2 separate regions of the Homo sapiens genome follow, and region 1 is linked to region 2. A link is an interaction called in ENCODE POLR2A ChIA-PET data of the cell type or tissue named here. Cell type or tissue: PC-9. All regions are shown on one strand. Links, peaks and the distances in the headings refer to the core of each region. The heading gives the core; the rest is flanking DNA.

Region 1 (4,384 bases), core at 112-4,111, 87 kb after region 2:
AAAAAATAATAATAATTTTATAGAAGTCCTATCTTGTATTTATGTTGGCTTCCCTGGGTTTCTCTTTTATATATATATATATTATTTTATTTATTTATTATTATTATTATTATTTTTTTTTTTTTTGAGACAAAGTCTTGCTCTGTCTCCCAGGCTGGAGTGCAGTGGCGCGATCTCGGCTCACCGCAAGCTCCGCCTCCCGGGTTTACGCCATTCTCCTGCCTCAGCCTCCTGAGTAGCTGGGACTGCAGGCGACCGCAACCACACCTGGCTAATTTTTTGTTTTTTAGTAGAGACGGGGTTTCACCGTGTTAGCCAGGATGATCTCGATCTCCTGACCTCGTGATCCACCCGCCTCGGCCTCCCAAAGTGCTGGGATTACAGGCGTTAGCCACCGCGCCTGGCCTATTTATTATATTATTTTGAGACAGCGTTTCACTCTTGTTGCCCAGGCTGGAGTGCAATGGCGCGATCTTGGCTTACCGCAACCTTTGCCTCCCAGGTTCAAGTGATTCTCCTGCATCAGCCTCCTGAGTAGCTGGGATTATAGGCATGTGCCACCACGCCTGGCAAATTTTGTATTTTTAGTAGAGATGGGGTTTCTTCATGTTGGTCAGGCTGGTCTCAAACGCCTGACCTCAGGTGATCTGCCCACCTCAGCCTCCCAAAGTGCTGGGATTACAGGCATGAGCCACCGCGCCCGGCCTATTTTTTTATTTTTTTAAATTTTATTCTAGGTTTTAAGAGAACTACTGCTGGCCGGGCGAGGTGGCTCACGCCTGTAATCCCAGCACTTTGGGAGTCCGAGAAGGGCAGATCCCCAGAGGTCAGGAGTTCAAGACCAGCCTGACCAACATGGTGAAACCCCGTCTCTACTAAAAATACAAAAATTAGCTGGGCGTGGTTACGAGCGCTTGTAATCCTAGCTACCTGGGAAACTGAGGCAGGAGAATCACTTTAACCCAGGAGGCGGAGGTTGTGGTGAGCCGAGATTGCGCCATTGCACTCTAGCTTGGGCAACAAGAGCAAAACTCCATCTCAAAAAAAAAGAACTACTGCCTTGGCATATGAATTAGATATCAAAAGGGGTGATCTTTTTTTTTTTCCTGCTAACCTCATCTCCCTTTCCAGGCCTCTACTACGTGGACAGTGAAGGGAACCGGATTTCAGGGGCCACCTTCTCTGTAGGTTCTGGCTCTGTGTATGCATATGGGGTCATGGATCGGGGCTATTCCTATGACCTGGAAGTGGAGCAGGCCTATGATCTGGCCCGTCGAGCCATCTACCAAGCCACCTACAGAGATGCCTACTCAGGAGGTGCAGTCAACCTCTACCACGTGCGGGAGGATGGCTGGATCCGAGTCTCCAGTGACAATGTGGCTGATCTACATGAGAAGTATAGTGGCTCTACCCCCTGAAAGAGGGTGGATGCAGCTGCTTGTGTTTCTTGGGGTGACTGTCATTGGTAATACGGACACAGTGACCCATCCTCCATCCTATTTATAGTGGAAGGGCCTTCAATTGTATCAGTACTTTTTTTTAAGCTCTGGCACATTGACCTCTATGTGTTACCAGTCATTAATGAGCTGCTGCAGAGGTGACTATTTGTTTTACTTTCTTGGATGTTAACATTACACTACTCACTACTCAATCTCAGCCTGTGTTGCATCTTTTGTCCACACTGTCCCTCCTCCAAGCACTTTTCAGTCAAATAAGCCAGGACAGTGGAAGGGAAGTGACTGTAATTACAGGAAACAGTGGTGTGAAGACATTGTCTAGTGAATACATTAATGTCCCCACTCATGAAGCTAATAACGGAGAAGGAGAGAGAGGCAGGGAGGAGGGAGACACTTCTCGATTTGGTTTACAAAGAGATGAAAAGTTGATGAGGTGGAAAGATGCACAGGGCTGTACCAGGCAGGGCTCCAGCGGAAAAGGCTGTCACCCTGTGGTGGGGGAAGGGAGGCTGAGGCTACATGCAGAGCGGAAGGGTGAAGAGGGTAAATCTTGACTCTTAAACCAACTGGGAAGGGAAGGCTTGGACCCTGGGAAGGGGAGGACAAAGAAGTGGCTGTGAAAGCAGTAGTAACCACAAGCTTGGTGACCCTTGTCCTTTTGGTCCTCCAGTGCATATGTGTGGAGGGGAGAGGGTAGTGATGGTGATTTTATAGCCTCCTGGTCAGGAAGCAGCACTAAATTGTCACTGGAATGTGTGGGTGGGGAAGAGGCCCTGCTGAGAGCAGAGAGATGGCTGATTTATCACACCCAGCACTGTTGGGGCTGGGGGGAGTTCCCAAGCTATGGTGGCAGCAGATGGCAAGGCCTTCTGTTAAAGAGAAGACAGGGGATAGAGGAGGTTGATGGGAGAAACCTTTAAAAAATGGGAGCGGAGGACACAAACAATACCACCTTGTATTTAGTCAGAAGGCAGAAAGTGGTTGGTGAAGGTGACAACCCAGTGTCATGTTTTGAGACTGAGAGGTTTGGAGAAGTCATTCACAGAAGAAGAGGGGGTAAACCCTCCTCTCCTGTACTGCAGCTACCTTCCCTTCCCCCTCAGCCTTGTGCAGTCTTCGTATTGATTGATGAGGGCTGTCGGCCAGGAACTGATCGAGGCTTGTTAATTGCATTTGTCAAATGCAGGGAAATTGGGAATTAGTGAAATCGGAGAAGGGGGTTTGGAAAACAAATGACTCGTGCCTAAGGAAATTTTTTGCAGGAAAGTATCTCAGGAGCCCCTGCAGTCAGGGAGCTGCTGGTGTGGACTCAGACTACATGGTTGAAATAGGCAGGAGCTGGGCGGGGCACAGTGGCTCAGGCTTGTAATCCCAGCACCAGCACTTTGGGAGACGGAGGCAGGCAGATCACTTGATGCCAGGAGTTTGAGACCAGTCTGGCCAACATGGTGAAACCTGTCTCTACTAAAAATACGAAAAATTAGCTGGGTGTGGTGGCAGGCACCTGTAATCCCAGCTACTTGGGAGGCTGAGGCAGAGGTTGCAGTGAGCCGAGATGGTGCCATTGCACTCCAGCCTGGGCAACAAAAGCAAAACTCCATCTAAAAAAAAAAAGAAAGAAAGAAATAGGCAGGACCCAAGCTACATCTTCCTTCTCGTAGACTGTTGGGAAATGGTTAGCTGCGTGAGAAGCACAGGTAGGTCATCTTCCTCCCACTTAGGACATTGGTTTGCAGATCTTAAAAAAAAAAAAGAAAAAAAAAAAAGCACTCTTAGGAGAAATCCCAATGCCTGAAAAAAAAATCAGAGGTTGAAATTGAGCTGAGAGGTCCAGAGCCTCCACTATTGAGCTTCCCCATCCAGCCACTCCCCGCAGCACCCTTTGTTAGCCCCATACACATACACAGTCCCTGGCACTTCTTGGAACCTCAAGGAACACAATTTGAACACCTCTTCCCTGGGAAATAGCCTTAAGGATAGAAAGAGAATTGAAGATTGGAATTTCCTTACATGACCCCAGAGAGCATAAGACCCCAGCTTTGGTCCATGAACAGAAAATTCATTCTGGAGAGAAGAGATGATCGTGAAACAATGCAACCCTTTGCCCTGTTTCTGTCTCACACTTTGCTTTGGCAGTGGTTTAGCTGTTTAACGGAAACACCTATTCTGCACTGGCAGAGTCCTTATGTTAGAAGAGAAAATGCATGTTCTGTTCTGGCATATCCCTGTTGATCTACCTTCCTGGGTCTTGGGTAAAAGACTCATTTAATGGAAGAGCTCGATTTGTGGTAGGTTTTTCTGGGAAGAAAGTAGAGCAGAGGTAGGGAAAAACTGCAAGTCTGTAGGCTAGTGGTATCCACCCTGTGCATTTGTGATTTCTTGCTGATGGTTACTGGGGGGAAATTGGCTTTGCAGCGATGTGTGTCTCCGCTTGTGTGGGAATGATGGATGCCGCATAGGATTGGAGAGATGTTTTTGAGTGGAGTGTACCAGTTCAGGGACTCCCATCAGATTCATTTCCCAGTACAGTCCTCTTGACAAAGGATGATGGAAAAGAAATCGCCTTAAATAGCTGGAAGATTAATTTCTCTCAGCAGTTCCCAGGCGTCCAAGGGACTGGGCTCTTTAAGTGATGTCTGACAACTTCTCTTCCCTCAACAGATAACTCAGTAACACCAAAATCTGGCTCCTCGGGGTAGGTGATGGGACTAATCTGATTAAATAGGGAGCAAATACTCCTGGAGGCCCCTTGCTTTCTCTTGCTAGCCTTCCAGCATCTGCACACCAGGCAAGGGAGGGCTGTGGGGAGTAGCAGTGCACTGTGGGGTGAGTAGAATGTTCATGAAGGAAGGTGAAAAGGTAGGTGAGGATGTGGGGGAGGAGGGAGGAAGGGCACAGTTAACGCAAATCAAAGACTGAAGGATAAT
Region 2 (4,384 bases), core at 316-4,315:
TCATCACCCTACACAGTCCCCAGGTGGATGCCTCCCTACATCAACCAGCCTCTCATGGGGTGGGGGTGAGACTGGCAGGAGGAGAGTGGTGGGAGCCCCCTGCTGACCGGCGCTCTCCACAGTCCCTCCCAAAGGATTCCTGGCCCTCAGGCGCCCCCCGTGCTGGGCTAGCCCAGGGGACTTCACCACTCCAGGAACTTTCCCCAGATACTGTTGGTTCACATCTTCATAAAGCACCTTAATTAACTTCTCCTGCTTACTCCATTTGAATAGCCCATTGGGGAAACCACATAAACCAACAGGTAGGGAGGCTATTTTAGCTGGGGTGGCCGAGAAAGGTATCTCTGAGGAAGTGACATTTTAGTTGACACTTCAAAAATTTTGAGAAGGAGGCAGGTATGTCTTTGAGTGTAAGGGTGAACAGAGGGAAGGGTAAATGCAAAAGCCCTAAGGTGACCGAGAGAAAGGAAGCCAGGAGTAGATGCTGAATGAAAGAAGGAAGGAGAGGATAAGTAAGAAAAAGATGCACCTTCCCTCCAGAATGGGGCTGCAGGGGTTGCAAATGACTATTTTCATTCCCTCTGTCAAGGAGGATGGTGCCTAAGAAGCCGGGGCAGGTGGAGAGCAGGGTTCTCTCTGCCCCTGGATTCAGCTTCCCTGCCCCTTGGTCCTCCTGGCACCTTTACCACAGTAAGGTTGTCCCCACTGGGGAAGGAGATGACAGAAAGGAGCCCAGGGAAGGGCAGTTAGCCAAACCCTGCCTGGGGAAAGGCACCAGGACCGGGGACTCGATAACGTTTGAAAACCAGCAAATCAAGGTCCAAACAGCACACGCATGCAGTCCTATTGCTTCAGCGCCCACAGCTCAGGCCCACTTTTCTTTCTGGAGCAGAACTGGGGAGCAGAATGAGACTCCTGAGCTGAGAGACAGGATCTTAGGCCACAGGGAAGCTGCAGAGGAGAAGACAGACTGTGGGGAGACACTGCAGAGGGAGGAAGCTGCCCAAGGTGAGTCTGCCAAGGTCAGTCAGCGGAGGCAGTGGCTTGTGAAAGCTGCCCCCAACCCCCCTGCTCGGTGCACACCTCCCCACCCCTCTACACAGATTGCCACATGCCTGGGCCCCCAGGGCCCCCATCCCAGTGTTGCAAGATCCCGGTTGGGGTTGTGGGTGGAAAGGGGCCTCTTCACCTCCACCCCCTGCCGTGCTCCAAGCCAGTGAGGGGACTATGGGATGAAGGGGGCTGTTCAGGAGACGCTGAGGCAACAATAGGCAGGGCTGGCTGAGAGCCTGTGCGTCTCCTCTCGGACAGGCCAGTCACTTCCCATCACCCTCACCAGCACCCCCCACCCCCCGCAGACAGACCCCTCCTCCCGACTCAGCATGAGCTGCTCCAAAATGGGAGTGGCCCAAGCTGGACAGAACCCCTGGCTGACCTCTGTCAGCTGCTTCCATAAGCAGGCCTGGCCTGGCCTCAGAAAACCTCAGTGGCATATGAGAAATTCTCCCCAAGGGGAGAGGGTGTGGGTTTTCAGAGGAAAATGGCTACAACTTAACTTTATCAAAATGGCCATCAATTCTGACTTCAGAGAGCAATGGAAAGGTCCCAGGGCCTGGGAAGGGGCAGGCTTCTTGATAGGGAAAGACCCACCACAGAGCTGTAGCCTCTTGCTTCTCTTTTATTATTTATTTATTTATGTATTTATTTTAGGTCCAGGGACAGACTAGATTTTTCCCTTAGATTTGCTTCCCTTTTAGAAGAAACAGGGTTCTAGGGGTAGGTAGAGGCAAGCCACACATAGAATGGATCCATCCCCTACGCCCCATGAGCTAAGCTTCACCCTGGAGTCCTAAACTGTCCAAACCCCTATTGCTCACCACGCCCCCCCCACCACCACCACCACACACACACCTAGCACTGTCACCCCTGGCCAGGCTATCCAACCTTGCTGCAATCGGGACGGTTTGCAAAACGCCTTCTAGCTCCCGCTTTGTCACCATCTGAGGTTAGGACTGTACTCAGGAGATAAGCTCAGGCCCCACCCGCTCGTCCCCAGCGAGACTGCTGGCCTGCTGCAATCGGGACGGTTTGCAAAACCCCTGCTGGCTGCAGCTCTGTCACCATCTGAGGTTAGGGCTGCACCCTAAGATAAAGCCTAGCTCCTCCCTCCAGCCCTGCCTTCAAACCTCACAGGCAGCATGGTCCCAAGAAACAGAGCTCCTGGGAGCCCACTCAGGGTCTGGAAGCATTACACCAGTGCAAAGACCCCTTCTCCTTGGTCCTCCCCTCACCCCTTCTCCCCTCCATCCCCAGCCTCACCTTTGCATACTGTCCTCATTACCATCCTCTCCTCACTCTCCATCTACTCACCTTCTATCTTCTATCCTCACGCTTCCATCCCTCACCTCCCTCCTGCCTTCTCACCACATTCATTTACTCAAAAAATACATACTAAACACCTACTTGAAGCCAAGCACTTTGTTATAGAAGCTATGGGACACATAAGGAGAACAGTCCCTGCCCTTTGGGGGTTTATAGATTAGTGAGAGTGACAAACATAAGACCACAAACAAATTGTGGGCAGTGTCATCTAGCAAAAGTAAAGGGGTGACTGATGGCCGATATTAACATGGGTATCTGATTTAAATGTGAGGGTCGGGAAAGGCTTCTTTGAAGGGATAACATATCGGCGGATATCTAAATGATGAGTAGGAATTCATCTGGCAAAAAGTGGGGGTTCCCAACAGAAAGAAAAGTACACACAAAGGTTCCCAAGCAGGTCCTTCTCATTCACTGACTGAAGGCTGGGGGTGCAGGGCAAGATGCTGGGAAGAGGCAGAGAGGCTTGAAGAGGCTGAGGCCAGAAGCTCCCTTAGATGGGATTCAGAGCATCAGAGGGAGAACCAGCCTTCCAAGGGAAGAAGACGTCTCCTCTTTTTTAACAAGAAACAGAGGAGATGGCAACAGAATCAAATACAAATAGGTTTGTAGCAAGCCGGGGCTGTTCCTATCTTATGGCTTTTATTTTCACCATGAAAGAAGAGATAACCAAAAGTCACTGAGCAGGAGGGGAGGCTGGAGGTTTGAAAGTATAAAATCCAGCCGGACGCAGTGGCTCACGTCTGTAATCCCAGTGCTTTGGGAGGCTGAGGCGGGCGGATCACAAGGTCAGGGATCGAGACCATCCTGGCTAATACGGTGAAACCCCGTCTCAACTAGAAATACAAAAAATTGGCTGGGTGTGGTGGCGGGCACCTGTAGTCCCAGCTACTCAGGAGGCTGAGGCAGGAGAACGGTGGGAACCCAGGAGGCGGAGTTTGCAGTGAGCTGAGACCGAGCCACTGCACTCCAGCCTGGGCAACAGAGTGAGACTCCATCTCAAAAAAAAGAAAAAAAAGAAAGAAAGTATAAAATCCTAGTTGGTGAGGGTAGAAGAGGGAGCTCATTGCTGAGCTTTCTGACTTGAAAGCGCCCAACTGAAGCTGACGATGACCACTTTAGAGTGACATGTCCTCTGGGATGATTTTGTCCAGTGGTCCTTAGGTGCTTGAGAGCAAGTGCGGAGAAGACAAATGTTAGGTCCATCTAGAGTTGAGACTTAACCAGGGAGATGAGATGGAAAGGACAGACAGGGGAGAGGAGTTGAAGGCATTAACAAAAGGGGATTGCAGTGGTGAGCCTGGAACCTAAGGCAGAGAAGGTGAGATGTGAAGATGGGAAGGGCTGTGGTTCCTCATGAGCTTAATAGAACAGCTGCTGGGTGCCAGCTTGAGCAAACCACCATAAGGAAAGGAGATTCTATCAGCGTGGGATGTTTGATTCCGTTATTTCATAGGTGCTGCAGTTTCTGGTGGTGATAAGGCTCTGGGTATGGCCCTGGGAGAGGCTCACTAGGAGGAATAGAGGAGATTGTTAGAGACAGAGGGTGAGGGAGCTGAGAGGCCAGCCTGCCAGGGGGAGCATCCATATGAATGATGACCCCACCTGGACGACAGCTCTCCTCCTACCAGCCTCTCTCCACAGTCGATATTTCTGTCATCTCCACCCAGTTCCTCATCAACATCCTCTCTCCTTATCCCTAATTTCCTACCACCGCACCCTTTTCCTCTTCTTCATCCCATCCTCTCTAACTTCTGTTCTTTTGTCTAATCTCATCCTCTCTTATCCTCCCATCCTCTCTAACTTCTGTTCTTTTGTCTAATCTCATCCTCTCTTATCCTCCCATCCTCTCTAACTTCTGTTCTTTTGTCTAATCTCATCCTCTCTTATCCTTCCATCCTCTCTCCTTATCCCCATTCTCTCCTCATCATCTTCTTTTCTCCTTGCCCTCTTCCTCTCATCACTACACACTGGAGAAGCAGGATTACACAGTGGGTTCAAGCGC

The links. ChIA-PET counts read pairs that join two places held together with the same protein. Peaks named below come from ENCODE experiments on the same cell type or tissue, not always from the same donor. Only the 100,000 strongest peaks of a DNase experiment are listed, where the experiment ranks them.
Region 1: POLR2A ChIA-PET joins it to region 2 with 5 read pairs; 3 of 35 experiments call an interaction of 5 or more read pairs at or near these places.

What each region holds. Positions count from the first base shown.
Region 1 is chr14:23,023,123-23,027,506 of GRCh38, reverse strand. It overlaps PSMB5 (proteasome 20S subunit beta 5), which reads left to right. Exons shown (of 3, transcript NM_002797.5): 3 at 1,132-1,651. The coding sequence ends at 1,418. Among named protein-coding and RNA genes, the nearest start is that of PSMB5, 9.6 kb to the left of the region's middle. RefSeq lists an enhancer at 2,301-2,390. In PC-9, for the core only: no CTCF peak of the experiment used is centred there; no DNase peak of the experiment used is centred there.
Region 2 is chr14:23,110,573-23,114,956 of GRCh38, reverse strand. No RefSeq gene overlaps it. Among named protein-coding and RNA genes, the nearest start is that of CEBPE, 6.5 kb to the left of the region's middle. RefSeq lists enhancers at 1-191, 357-1,075. In PC-9, for the core only: no CTCF peak of the experiment used is centred there; a DNase peak (open chromatin) is centred at 2,016; H3K27ac peaks cover 626 bases.